Linked DNA regions of Homo sapiens: region 1 is linked to region 2. Evidence: read pairs that join two places in POLR2A ChIA-PET (ENCODE). Cell type or tissue: HCT116. All regions are shown on one strand. Links, peaks and the distances in the headings refer to the core of each region. The heading gives the core; the rest is flanking DNA.

Region 1 (7,157 bases), core at 1,869-5,868, 56 kb after region 2:
AAAACTTAAATTTTTTATTCCTTTGCAGTTTATTTTAGTTGAAGGGGTGAGCGTAGAAATCTAGATTACTTTTTCTTTTAAAAATATATTTAATGAAAGTCTGTTTTTTTACCCTAATTTCAAATGCCCCATTAATTTCATACACTCAGTTCCAGCATGTATTTGGGTCTTTTTCTGAGCTCTCTGTTGATATCTCATTGTTGAGTGTTTCCTGAGTAGGACAACTTTCCGTTGCTTTATTTTACTGTCTGGAAGGGTAGTTGTCTTTCATTGCTCTTTTTCCCTCGCTCAGAATTTTTTAGACTACTTTTGCTTGTTTATTGTTCCAAAGAGACATGAAAATCATTTTATCATGTTCCTCCCAAAACATTGTTAATATTTTTGTTGGGATTGCACTGAATTTATGGATTAATTTATGGAAAATTGATATATTTACACAACTAAATCTTTCTATTTAAGAATAAGATATACTCATTGATTTCTTTTTGTGTGTCTCTTACTAGGACTTTAAAGTTTTCTTTAGGCTGGGTGCAGTGGCTCACGCCTGTAATCCCAGCACTTTGGGAGGCCAAGGCGGGTGGATCACCTGAGGTCAGAAGTTCGAGACCAGCCTGACCAATGTGGTGAAACCTCGTCTCTACTAAAAATACAAAATTAGCCAGGCGTGGTGGCTCATGTCTGTAATCCCAGCTATTCGGGAGGCTGAGGCAGGAGAATCAGTTGAACCCAGGAGGAGGAGGTTGCAGTGAGCTGAGATTGTGCCACTGCACTCCAGCCGGGGCAACGAGCGAAACTCTGTTTCAGAAAAAAAACAAAAAAACAAAAACATCTTTATGTAACAACCTAAACATTTCTTCAACAGCTTATTCCAAAGTCTTTTTATCTTTGTTGTTGCTGGTATTATTTTATTTATTTATTTATTTATTTATTTATTTATTTTTTGAGACGGAGTCTCGCTCTGTCGCCCAGGCTGGAGTGCAGTGGCGCAATCTCGGCTCACTGCAAGCTCCGCCTCCCGGGTTCATACCATTCTCCTGTCTCTGTTGCTGGTATTGTAAACTGACTTCTCTTTTATTAAAAAAAAATTTCCATCGATGTTTATACATATGAGAGGTATTGATTTCTATATATTAATTTGAACTCTACTTCCTTTTTGAATTCTCTTATTCTACTAGTTTTTCAGTTGGTTCTCTTTGATTTTCTAGGTCTAAAAATGATCATTTTGTGCCTTTTTTTCCTAAATCATATTGCCTCTTTTTGTAAGTTTTATCTCTCTTTCTTAACTGGTTATTAAACATTTGGTTAATACTTCCAGAATAATATTGAATAATAGTAGTGATAACAAGTGTCCTTGTCATGTTCCTGACATTAATGAAAATGCTTTTATTGAGTTAATCTTAAACACAGTGGTAGCTTTGGTTTGAAGGAGGTTTTTGAAAAATTATGTTGAAGAAATATCTTTTTTTTTAAATGTATGTTTGCATTATTCATTTCCTCAACCAATATTATGTTTCTAGTATGAGTCAGTTACTGCATTGGCCCTGGAAAGTGAGCAATCAGAATAGGCACAATCCCTGCCCTTGGAACTTACAGTCTGGGGGAACTGATACAGGTTGATTATTGCTTAGCCAAAATGCTTGGGACCTGAAGCGTTTTGGATTTTGGAGTGTTTGCAGAATACATACCCGGATGAGCATCCCTAGTTTGAAAATCCAAAATGCTTTAAAATCTAAATCTTTTTGAGGGCTGACATGATGCTCAGAGGAAGTGCTCATTGGAGCATTTCGGATTTCAGATTTTTGGACTGGGGATCCTTTCAACCTGTATTAATCATATAATCATAAAAACTGTACCATATTTTGCCCTGTGCTACAGCAGGGTTACATTGAACCATAGGAGTATTTACCTAAGGTGGATTTTCTTGGAGGTCAGGAAAGTCTTGTTGGAAAAAGTACCATTGATTGTGACCTTAAAGGAGAGTATGAGTTAACTAGGCACAGAGGAAGAGCATGCTGAGCACCTGGTGGCACATTTTAAACAGGGAAGTATGGTGTTGGATGAGGCTGAAGAGAGAGGTTGGGCTGGACTATCAAGACCTTTTTCACCATGTTACTAATTTTGTTCATATGCTAAAAACCATTGAAAGTTTTAAGTAAGGAGACAGCATAATCAGATTAGGATTTCTAAAAGATTATGGTAGCTATAGTGTGGAAAACATTTTAGAGACAGGGTGTGAGTAAAAGCTGGGAGACAAGTGAGAGGCATTTGTAGTAGTCCAGGCACACACGGATGGTAGCTTGAGCTAGAGATATAGATATAGAGAAAAGTTGTCGCATGTTTTTTTTTGTTTGTTTTCCTAAAAGTACCTTAAATTTAGGCTTTACAAGAAGTCAGCCTATAACATTCACCAAGAATAACTCATAGGATGAATGGGGCCAGGCGAAGGTGTGGCTTTTGGGATAAAAAATAACCAAGTTGGTCTGAGTACTTTTTGTTTTATTGTTTTTATTCTCATCCTGCTATTTCTTCTCATCTTTCCTATTTTGGTTTCTGACCTAAAAATTCAGTCTCTTTTCTTCAGATAGTCTCTTCGTTATCTTAAACATTCTTTCATCCAGCAAACATTTGAGTACCTCTTGTATCATGCATTCTGCTGAGTGCTGAGGAAAAAGATAAATGGACCCTCAGGGACCTCAAGATCATCATAATGTATTAGGTGAGACAGATGCATATTCATAAAAAACACATTGCACTAAATGTAACACACAAAATGAAGCTGTTGATACATTTGAGGCATCATTTGGAAGCCTTTCTGGAATAGGTGAGGTTCAAATTATGTTTTAAAAGATTAATAGAGATTTTCCAAGTGAGGAAGGGGAAGGCTGTTTTCAGGCAAAGGGAATATAGCATTTACAAAGATACAGAAATGTGAAATAACACAATGTTTTTGCTTAAATATGGAAGTTTGATATTTCTGGATTTTGGCATTTCTGGTTGTAAATGGAGAGGAAAGTGGGAAGAGATGAGATTAGCTCGATTGACAAGACACTCACATGAAGGTTCTTCTAGAATCACTGTATTCAGAAAAGCATTTACATTGATTGGGGGATATAAAAGGCTAGCATGAGAAATTAACATAGCAATGTATTTAGATTTTAGAAGCCCACAACTCCATTTAAAAGATGCTGTTTTTACCTAGGTTAACAAGTAAATTGTTAAACTAAGTTTCAAGGGGACAGATTTAGTTGTACTTTTAGAAAATACTGTCTTTATAAATGCCTTACATTGTGTGTATATGTAAATGCTTGCAGATAAAATAATGAAAGTTAAACAAAATAATGAAAGTTCCCACGCTCTTCACTGAAGGCAGTCAGAACTTGTGGTGGGTTAGGTGATAATTTTTTTTTTTTTTTTGAGACGGAGTCTCGCTCTGTCGCCCAGGCTGGAGTGCAGTGGTGTGATTTCGGCTCACTGCAACCTCCGCCTCCCGGGTTCACACCATTCTTCTACCTCAGCCTCCCGAGTAGCTGGGACTACAGGCACCTGCCACAACGCCCGGCTAATTTTTTGTATTTTTAGTAGAGTCAGGGTTTCACTGTGTTAGCCAGGATGGTCTCGATCTCCTGACCTCGTGATCCGCCTGCCTTGGCCTCCCAAAGTGCTGGGATTACAGGCGTGAGCCACCACGCCCGGCCACAGGTGATAATCTTAAGTGAGCTGAGAGGGCTCAGGTCCTCACCAACTTAAAATTTACTTCTAAGGAGAGACTTGGAGAGTCTCTGAGATTCGTAGAGTATTTTTTAAATGATGTTTTGATCGTACCCATTTACCTAATTGAATTTATATGGTGCCTCAATTTAGAAAAACTGAAAGCTAAACTTCAAATTAAAAATGTAAGACTTAGATGAGACCATTTGATACCAAAATATGATGGTATCAGTTAAGTTCCTTATAAAAAGAAAAATCAACTTTTCTCTTGCAGTGTTAATATTTTTCCTGAGATCCTGTCTCCTGCCTTTAACCATTTCTCTGTTATTTGAGGGAGATATTCAAGGATTGAAGCGAACAGAGTCCCTCACTGAAAGGCTGGAAATATAATTTCACTTAACCGTACCTGGTAGTATCTTCTTAAATGGTATAAGAAAGTGCTTTTCTAATTCAAATGATTCAAATAATATTTGCTAATATTATGACCAAACTTTGAAGAAAGTGATAGTTGTATTTTATAGGATTAAGTGAGATCCTTATCTGGGACTATGACGGGATTAACAGATACCTTCAGAATGCTTTACAGCTGAGGTGTATGTAGATAGATGTAGAGCTCTAAAGGGATTAGGTGGGTGGTGGTTAAGCAATAGCAGATGTCCCTTTTAAAATCTTCAAACTAGAGGTCTGTTAAGTACAGTGCTTATTTTTTGCTGACTTGGTTCCATGAGAAACCTTGATGTTTTTTAGTGCTTCTGAAAGTATCAAGAAGAAACTATTCAGATGGTTTGGAAATTTGGGGCCTACTCTTTTTGCTTTGTAAAATGGACAGTTTTGGATAAGCAGGAAATTCTGACTGATGGGCAGCAGAACAATTAATTGCAGTATAGAAGTGCATTAGGTATAGTGAAAAGAGCACTTACATGAGAAATCTGAACTCAGATCTGAGTTCTTTTATTTCCTCTATCTGTTGTGTGACTTTGGGCAAATTAACTTTTCTGAGTCTCAACTTTTCTGGGTGTAAATAAAAGTGATGGGACTGTTGGTGCTGAGTCTAAATGCATTGCTTATTTTGAGACTTAAATGAAATGATGTACCATTGAATCTCTTGGAGTGGGCATATTCCTTTCTCTAATGCCATTTTTAGGGCCTGACTTTTTGTGAAAATCAAATGAGATTTTGGTGTTTTCTTTTTTTCTCACCAAAATCCTAACCTCAGGGCTGACTTTATCAGAATGTTCTAATGTAATCATTGTGGAAAGATACACATTAGTACTTACTTGAGAATGTTGTAACCCAAATCAGAACTCTTACTCTGGTTCACAAAACAGGACTTCTAGAACTTTGAGAAGAGGCAGTTTGGTGTGATGGGACGATCACGGGATTTGGATTCAGGACTCCAATGTAGGTCACTTACTAGTTGTATGACTTGGGTATGTTCACATATACCCAAAAGTCAACCACAGAGTCTTTGCCACAGAAAAGGTTGCTCAGAGAACATAACTCTCTTCATTTTATATACAGAGAAGTATTTCCCCAAATTGCCTTTTTACTGATTGTCTTACAATCAAGTACTTGATTTCAGTTTTCCTTTTAGTTTCTACCATACATTTGAAGACAGTGGAGTTAGAATCACTTTCTCTGATGCATAGTGGGCATATATCCTAGTTATTTAATATCTCTGTGCCTTTCTACATCTGTAAAATAGGCATTATTATGTAACACATACCTCAAGGGTTGATTTCTTAAGGGTCTAGAAAAGTGTCTGATCCACAGTATGTACTGAATAGTGTTAATTACTCCTATTGTTATTAAAATCACTATTGGAATTATTAAGGGGAAAATGTGAATTTCTCATTTAGTCAATAAGAATTTGAGAGCTAGCAGCATAGTTTAAGGATAAATTCTAGTTACTCGTTTTCTACTTATGTATAAAGATTTGAAGGAAAAGGTTTTATTCACTATAAAAATTAAAACAAAAAAATTAAGGTTTTCCTAATTCAAATATAAGCATTTTAGTGATTTTTAAAAATGTAATAGAAGCATACTTACCCTTTTTTGTTAATCTGAATTTTTAAGTGGAAATATAACATGCTGATAAAACCATTTTATAACATAAAAATACACATTTTCAATATACCTATATTACCTAATAATGCCATTCCCACATTTTAAAATTCATTCCTGTGGGATAGCTATTTGTCCCTGCAAATGCAGATAGTTCCTAATTTTCATACATATTATTCACATACTTGAGTGAAATAGTTTGCTTTCAGTTTTAACTAGTATAATTTAAAAAAACTGTGGTCGGGTCTCTCAAAACATAAGAGATACTGATTTTAAAAAGTGGTTACAAATGAGGCATTTGAAAAGCAATTCCTAAACAATTGGATTTTAGGGGTTTAAGGCCAAGCATATAGGCACTCTACTTTTTCATTTCTGATCAAGAACAGAGTTAAAAAGTAAAAATAATTAGAGAATATAACACTTTGTGCTTTTAGAGTATTGATTGCTCAGATGGAATTGAGGAAATTTTAGTAATTTCTAGAAGCAAAATTATAGAGTTAGTAAAATCATCTTAGCAGAGAATAAGATGGTTTCATGATATATTTTAAAATACTCTATACTGGGCCAGGTGTGGTGGCTCATCCCTGTAATCCTAGCACTTTGGGAGGCTGAGGCAGGAGGATCACTTGAGGCCAGGAGTTAGAGAACAGCATGGGCAACACAGCAAGACCTTGCCTCTACAAGCAATTTTTAAAATCTTAGCTGGGTGTGGTGGCATACACCTGTAGTCCAGCTACTCGGGAGGCTGAGGCAGGAGGATCACTTGAGCCCAGGAGTTAGAGGCTACAGTGAGCTATGATCATGCCACTGCATTCCATCCTGGGTGACAGAGTGAGACCGTATCTCTTAAACAAAAGAAAATAAAAAATAAAAACTGTTTACCAAAACTTCTTGCCTTGTATTTATCCTGGACCTCCTTTCCTTACACATTTTCCAAGTTCACTTAGCAAATGAAGCAAACCAAAAAAACCAACAACCCTCCATTGTCCATAAGCTTTAAACCTGAAACATGGTTACATTTGACTTGTGCCTGGCCAGCAGCCTTTTCATTTTTTTAGTTTTGTAATCAACAGTTAACTGTTATTTTCAGAGTAAAGATCCTAAAGATTTGTGCATTAGAAACATTTCTTGGGGACTGATGTCCAGATATCACTGTGTAATCCCTATTTTAGCTAAATTTCTGTTGGTATTTGTATCATTGCATGATTCATAAACAGACATTACTTATTCCCTTTCTCTTCTAAACTGCTATACTCTACTCATGTTGTGGAAACTGCTATTTTGAAAGTGTAACTACTGATGGACTCTTTTTCTCTTACCTCCTCAGTTGATTAAAATGTCTCATTTTATGATGAGGTTGCTTGGGTGAGAATCTTGGAATTACA
Region 2 (7,157 bases), core at 1,449-5,448:
CTTTTAAAGGACAGGGACCATACGTTGCTTGTGTCTGTCTCTGAGCTCTGTCATAGTACTTCATGCAGTGAATATTTATTGAGTGGAGTTCTAAATCTAGAAAGTGAAAAATTGCATCTAACGCTATTTCCATAGTACTGTAAAGCCTCCCCACTCTGTAACGCATTACTTTGATTCATATGCCCACGGAGTAATTTCAAAAAGTCTTATATGAAAAATAAAAGAATAAATAAAACCTGTGTAGTTTTTAAGGCTTTTTTTTTTTTTTTTTTAATGGCAGCCTGGTCAACATGGTGAAACTCTGTCTCTATTAAAAGGACAAAAATTAGCCAGGCATGGTGGTGCGTGTCTGTGATCCCAGCTACACCGGAGGCTAAGGCATGAGAATTGCTTGAACCCAATAGGCAGAGGCTTCAGTGAGCCGAGATTGCATTACTGCCCTCCAATCTGGGTGACAGAGTGAGACTCCGTCTCAAAAAATAAATAAATAAATAAATAAATAAATAAATAAATAAATAAATAAAAATATAATAAGGAAGTCTCTCTTTTCTGAAAGTTCAGAGTTGTTAGACCAAGGTCCTGATACTGTTACACTTGCCATTTAAAGCCTATGGAGGTATCTCCCCTTTCTACCCCAGGACCACCTTTATAAACTGGTGATTCCATTCTCCTGGGTTTAACATCTTTTTGAGTTTTTTTTTTTTTGTATCATTGGAGGGGATGGTTTCTGTAACTGTGGGAGTGGGAAGGTAAAAAGTTTTTCCATTCTTGAAGCTGGTCCAAGACTTACGTCTTTTTGAATACTTTCTGTCTTTTATACACATTATTAAGGGAGATAATATGGAATACTTCACATTATAAGTAAATTACATATTAGGTGTTTTATAAATGATAACATTATTTAGTTTATTGTTAAAAATGGTAAAAGAATGTTATACAGGTACAAAACAGGAAAAATGCTTAAAATTTTGTGAATGTGCCCCAGAAAACTAAATAATTAGAAGTTAGTCTGCCTGCACATTGTTGATAACTTTAAATGTGGTTAGGTCCATTAGTTTAAAATTTGCCTTTTAAAAGTTAGTGGGTTTTTTTTTTAATAAATATTATTATTTATTTTTGAGATGGGATCTCACTGTGTTGCCTAGGCTGTTCTAAAACTCCTGGGCTCGAGCAGTCCTCCTACCTCAGCCTCCCAAGTAGCTGGGATTATAGGTGTGCACCACTGCACCTGGTTCCTGAAAGTTTCTTTTATTAAAAAAAAAAAATCTAACAATTGACTTGCTAATATTAAATGAATGTTTACAATAAAAAATGTTATTTGCCCCTATTGAAAATAATGTATTGAAATCAGTGTGTTCTAGGTCAGTGGCTTCAAAGACTCCAGTTGGATTCATTGGACTGGGCAACATGGGGAATCCAATGGCAAAAAATCTCATGAAACATGGCTATCCACTTATTATTTATGATGTGTTCCCTGATGCCTGCAAAGAGTTTCAAGATGCAGGTGAACAGGTAAGACCTTTTCTTTAGATTTGTTTTAGATTTTGAGAATGAAAAATGAATATACATTCAAATAAGTGACAGCTTCTTAGAAGTATACCCAATGGAGTTGTAAACCTAATTCAGTGTTAATTTTATATATATGTAATCATTCATCCAACATCCAGATTTGCAGTAAAGGAGAGTTCTCGTTAGACATTCAGGGGTATCTATTCTTTGGCAGGTGACTTGGAACATTTTGCACATTTGGTCAGAGGGCCTTGTTTTAGCTCTGTATCAGTTTTCTGAGATAGTAACTTTACTGATTGTGCTGTTAAAGTAGTTAGTTTGGTGGAAATAACCTCCTGTGTTATTAAAAGCACATATGTCTTTAAAACAAGAGTAGGCTTAGAGATATAAAGCTTAGTTTGAGTTGAAGCTCAGATACATGCTTTCTTACTGGGGGCAAGTTACATCACTTCTGCTGATTTCCTCATTCTTAAAATGTGAACGATGACAACCTATGCCATTAGGTTGTGAAGCTCAAATGAGAGAATGTATGTGAACATACTTTGAAAACATCATATGGCAGCACTTTGTGAATAATTATTAGTTATTGGCCATAAACCAGGAGACAGCCTAAAAACACTATGTCCTATAATGAAGAGTTGAGTTATAGTGGATCTCTAGTGTTTTTAGGCTATCATTCATGTTTAAAGAATTTTGGTACCAGAGTTTATCATGTTGGATGATAACATCTGCTGGTTAAGTCTTGAGTTGTTTGGATTTGTTAAACTTTATCAATAACTCAAATTACAGGAGACCATGTATCAGTATCCGAATATAGTTTGTTTTTTCTAGATATGAGGGAAATTCTTCTTGGTCAAGTTGTAGAGTGGTAACTGAGGATAGTGTGTGATCCCAGAACAGAGAATACTAAAAAATTCCTGAGAAAAAGGTGAGAAAAAAATTACACAGCCAGCTTCTAGATAATAGACTTGAAAGTAAATACTGAAAAATGCTATACCTAGTTACAGAACAGCTTTAGGTAACTTAGAAGCCATTTTCAGAACTATATATCTGAATCTTTTTCCTTTCCATGGTTTTTGTGCCATATGGAAATTGCAGCAGTATAGTGTGAGGATGGAAGTATGACTTTGGAACTTTTCAGGGTAGTGTTGTGGCTGCTTCTGCCTGTTCAGTCTCTGAATACGGATATTACACTCCCAGTATAGCAGGCTTACAGGCTTAATTAATGTAGGGACTTAGTAGCCTTGTTGGAGAGATTTGATCAGTCGTATAGTAGAGAATCTGGGAAAGGCGGCCTTTTACCATCTTCAGAGATGGTGAGCATTTCAAGTTGATATTCAGTCTGAGATGAACCAATTAGTAGTTATTTTGAGGAGACAGTTATTACTTTTTGGGATAACACATCTATTTGGTATTGCCATTTTACAGTGGTTTATCTGTTAGTAAGAGTAACAAGGGTACTTGATCTCTAAACAGAGGAAATATCTTCAATTAAAAACAGAATTTAACCAAAGAGTGGGGTAGGAATTGAATGGGGACTATTACCCTAGACTGGCAAAGCAGAAGCTTGTGACCTTTTACGTTGTTACAGACACAGGTACTCTTCCCTCTATGCCTGTAGTACTTCCAGCTTGTATGTGGAACGACTGTAATGATCATCACTGCTTTGTGACTCTCTCCTGCTTTTTCCCAGAATTCTAGAGCTTTCTGATGCTCTGCCTGAATTACCTCATACTCTGAAGTTACCAGGCTTACCTCTGTTTCCCAACAAGTTTCTTATTTCTTTAGTGTTGCTAATTTTAGGTAGGTATGAAGGAAGGCTGCCTTAAGAATAAGGCTTATCCCTGCATGAAGGAGATATTTATGTTTTGAAAGGGAGAGAAAAGAATCTAATACAGTATTTAGTGAGCACCTACTATGTGTCAGGTCTTTTGCTAAATATTTTGTATGTATTATCTCATTTTATCTTTGCAACAGAAGTGCTATCAAGAAGCCAATGCTTGGAGAAGCTAAATAATATCCCTAATGTTATATAGTGGTTCTTATTATCTGCAGTTTCACTTTCTACGATTTCAGTTACCTATGGTCAAATGTGGTCTGAAAATGTTAAGTACAAAATTCAAGAAATAAACAATTTATAAGTTTTAAATTGCATGCCGTTCTGAGTAGCATGATGAAATCTTGTGCTGTCCAGCTCTGTCCCAACCTGGATGTGAATCATCCCTTTGTCCAGCGTCTCCATGCTGCAGACACTCCCTGGCCCATTAGTCACTTACTAGCCGCCTCAGTGATCGGGTGTTGTGATATCGCGTGCTTATTTTCAGGTAACCCTTATTTTATTTCATAATGGTCCAAAGCGCAAGAGTAGTGTTGCTCGCATATTGTTATAATTGTTCTATTTTATTGTTGTTGTTAATTTCTTACTGTGACTAATTTATAAATTAAACTTTATCATAGGAGTGTATATATAAAGAAAAACTGGCTGGGCGCAGTGTCTTGTGCCTATAATCCCAGCATTTTGGGAGGCCAAGGCAGGCGGATCACCTGAGGCCAGGAGTTCAAGACCAGCCTGGCCAATGTGGCGAAACCCCGGCTCTACTAAAAATACAAAAATTAGCCAGGCGCGGTGGCGTGTGTCTGTGGTTTCAGCTACTTGGGAGGCTGAGACATGAGAATCGCTTGAGTCCAGGAGGCGGAGGTTGCAATAAGCCGAGATTGCACCACTGCAGTCCAGCCTGGATGACAGAGGGAGACTCTGTCTCAAAAAAAAAAAAAAAAAAAAAAAATGCTGGGCGTGGTTGTGTGTGCCTGTAGTCCCAGCTACTTGGGAGGCTGAGGTGGGAGGATTACTTGAGCCTAGGAGGTTGAGGCTGCAGTGAGCTGTGTGCTCCAGCCTGGGTGATGGAGTGAGACCTTGCCTTAAAAAGAAAAAAAAACAAACCAGAAAACATAGTCTATATGTTTATATAACATAGTCTGTATAGGATTTGGTACTGTCTGTGGTTTCAGGCATCCACTGGGAGTCTTGGAATGTATACCTCTCAGAGGAGGGGTTACCACTGTGTAGTGAATGAATAGCAAGAGCCAATGTCTAAACAAAGGTCTTTGACTTCGGAGTTTTGGTTCTTTTTGAAATTAATGTGAAAGACATTTTTGAGTGTGTGTATGTGACATCTGTGTTGATGATTCTGAAATGTAGCTACCTGTTAACCTATTTATAAACTAGATTGCTGGAAAATAAGGTGCCTAGATCAGTCAAGCCACTGATCATTGGTCTCCCTTGCCTTCTCTTGTGTGGTTCTGTACCCACGGAGTTACAATTTAATAATATTTATCTATTGTATGGGTTGTTTAGTGGGTTGAATAGTGGCCCACCTCCCCAACCCCCAAAGATGTCCTATAAAATTGTTAGGAGAAAACACAGAGGTAAATCTTTATGACTTTGGATTTGGCGAAGGATTCTTAGATATGACACCAAGAGCATGAGCAACAAAATGATAAATAGGTAAATTGGACTTTATCAAAATTAAAAACTTGTGCTCCAGAGAACACCATCAATAAAGTGAAAAACAATTCACAGAATGGGATAAAATATTTGCAAATCATATATCTGATAAGGAATTTGTATCTAGAATATATGAAGAAGTCTTACAACGCCAGCATAAGACAAGTAACTCAATTAAATGGGCAAAGGATTTTAATAGACATTTCTCCCAGGAAGATATATGAATGACCCAGTAAACATGTGAAAAGATGCTCAACATCATTAGGCATCGTAGAAACATAGTCAGAACAGCCGGGTGAGGTGGCTTATGCCTGTAATCCCAACAGTTTGGGAGGCCGAGGCAGGTGGATCACTTGAGGTCAGGAGTTCAAGACCAGCCTGGCCAACATGGTGAAACCCTGTCTTTACTAAAAATGCAAAAAAAATTAGCCAAGTGTGGTGGTGTGCACCTGTAATACCAGCTACTCAGGAGGCTGAGGTGGGAGAATTGCTTGAACCCAGGAGGTGGAGGTTGCAGTGAGCCGAGATTGCCACCACTGCACTCCAGCCTGGGCGACAGAGTAAGACTCTGTCTCAAAAAAAAAAAAAAAAAAAAAAAAAAATCAAAACCATGAGACACACCCACTAGAATCTAGATTAAAAAGTTAGATAACAATGTGTTTGTGAGGTTGTAGAAAAGTTGGAGCCCTCATACACTGCTAGTGGAAATGTAAAATGGTACAGCCACTTTGGGAAAGAGTTTGGGAGTTCCTCAAATAATTAAAAGTTTAGAATTATGCCATGACCCAGCAATTTCACACCTAGCTATATACCCAAGAGAAATAAAAAATTTGTATCCACACGGAAACATGTATTTAGCAACATTATTCATCATCACGAAAAAGTGGAAACAACGCAAAAATCTATCAGCGGATAGAATGTCCAAACAAAATGTGTTATATCCATACAATGATGATTATTCAGTAATAAAAAGAAATGAAGTACTAATATTTGCTGCAACATTGATAAACCTTGAAAGCATGCTGCGTGAAGGAAGCCAGTCACAAAAAACCACATACTATAGACTTTTCCTGAAAGTCCAGAATAAGGAAGTCTATATAGAGACACAAAGTAGATCAGTGGTTGCTTAGCGCTGGGGAAGAGGGAAAGTTGGGCATAGAGGAATGATAGCTAATGCGTATAAGATTTCTGATTTTTTTTTTTTTTTTAAATGGAGTCTCACTCTGTCACCAGGCTGGAGTGCAGTGGTGCGATCTTGGCCTACTGCAACCTCCACCTCCTGGGTTCGAGTGATTCTTCTGCCTCAGCCTCCCGAGTAGCTGTGACTACAGGCACGCGCCACCACGCCCAGCTAATTTTTTTTTTTTTTTTGAGATGGAGTCTTGCTCTGTCGCTCAGGCTGGAGTGCAGTGGCGCAATCTTGGCTCACTGCAACCTCCGCCTCCCAGGTTCAAGCAATTCTCCTGTCTCAGACTCCTGAGTAGCTGGGATTACAGGCACATGTCACCACGCCTGTCTAATTTTTGTATTTTTAGTAGAGATGGGGTTTCACCATACTGGCTAGACTGGTCTCGAACTCCTGACCTCAGGTGATCCACCCGCCTTGGCCTCCCAAAGTGCTGAGATTATAGGTGTGAGCCACCGTGCCCGGCCAATTTTTTGTATTTTTAGTAGAGACGGGGTTTCACCATGTTGGCCAGGATGGTCTCGATCTCTTGACCTCGTGATCTGCCCACCTCGGCCTCCCAAAGTGCTGGGATTACAGGCGTGAGCCACCATGCCTGGCCAGGTTTCTTCTTGAAAAGATTCTAAAATTGATTGTCATCATGGTTGCATATATCTGTGAATATGTTAACAGGGCCTTTGGTATACTTTAAATGGGTGAATTGTATGCGAATTATATGTCAGTGAAGCTATTAAAAAAGATATATTCAAGTTCTAACTCCTAGTACCTGTGAATGTGAGCTTTTTGGAAACAGGGTCTTTGACGATCTAAAGTTAAGATGAGATCATCGTGGATTTAGGGTGGACCCTAAAGCTAATGACAAGTGTCCTTACCAGAGACAGAAAAGAAGACACAGAGACACAGAGGGGAAGGCCATATGAAGATGGAGGCAGACATTAGAGTTATGCTGCTGCCAGC

Evidence for each region. ChIA-PET counts read pairs that join two places held together with the same protein. Peaks named below come from ENCODE experiments on the same cell type or tissue, not always from the same donor. Only the 100,000 strongest peaks of a DNase experiment are listed, where the experiment ranks them.
Region 1: POLR2A ChIA-PET joins it to region 2 with 5 read pairs; 8 of 35 experiments call an interaction of 5 or more read pairs at or near these places.

The regions. Positions count from the first base shown.
Region 1 is chr7:27,587,808-27,594,964 of GRCh38, reverse strand. All of the region lies in intron 4 of HIBADH (3-hydroxyisobutyrate dehydrogenase), which reads left to right. Among named protein-coding and RNA genes, the nearest start is that of TSL, 25 kb to the left of the region's middle. In HCT116, for the core only: no CTCF peak of the experiment used is centred there; no DNase peak of the experiment used is centred there.
Region 2 is chr7:27,643,828-27,650,984 of GRCh38, reverse strand. HIBADH (3-hydroxyisobutyrate dehydrogenase) reads left to right here. Exons shown (of 8, transcript NM_152740.4): 2 at 1,352-1,512. LOC105375211 (a long non-coding RNA gene) reads right to left here and starts at 3,139. Exons shown (of 3, transcript XR_007060268.1): 1 at 3,055-3,139. In HCT116, for the core only: no CTCF peak of the experiment used is centred there; a DNase peak (open chromatin) is centred at 3,744.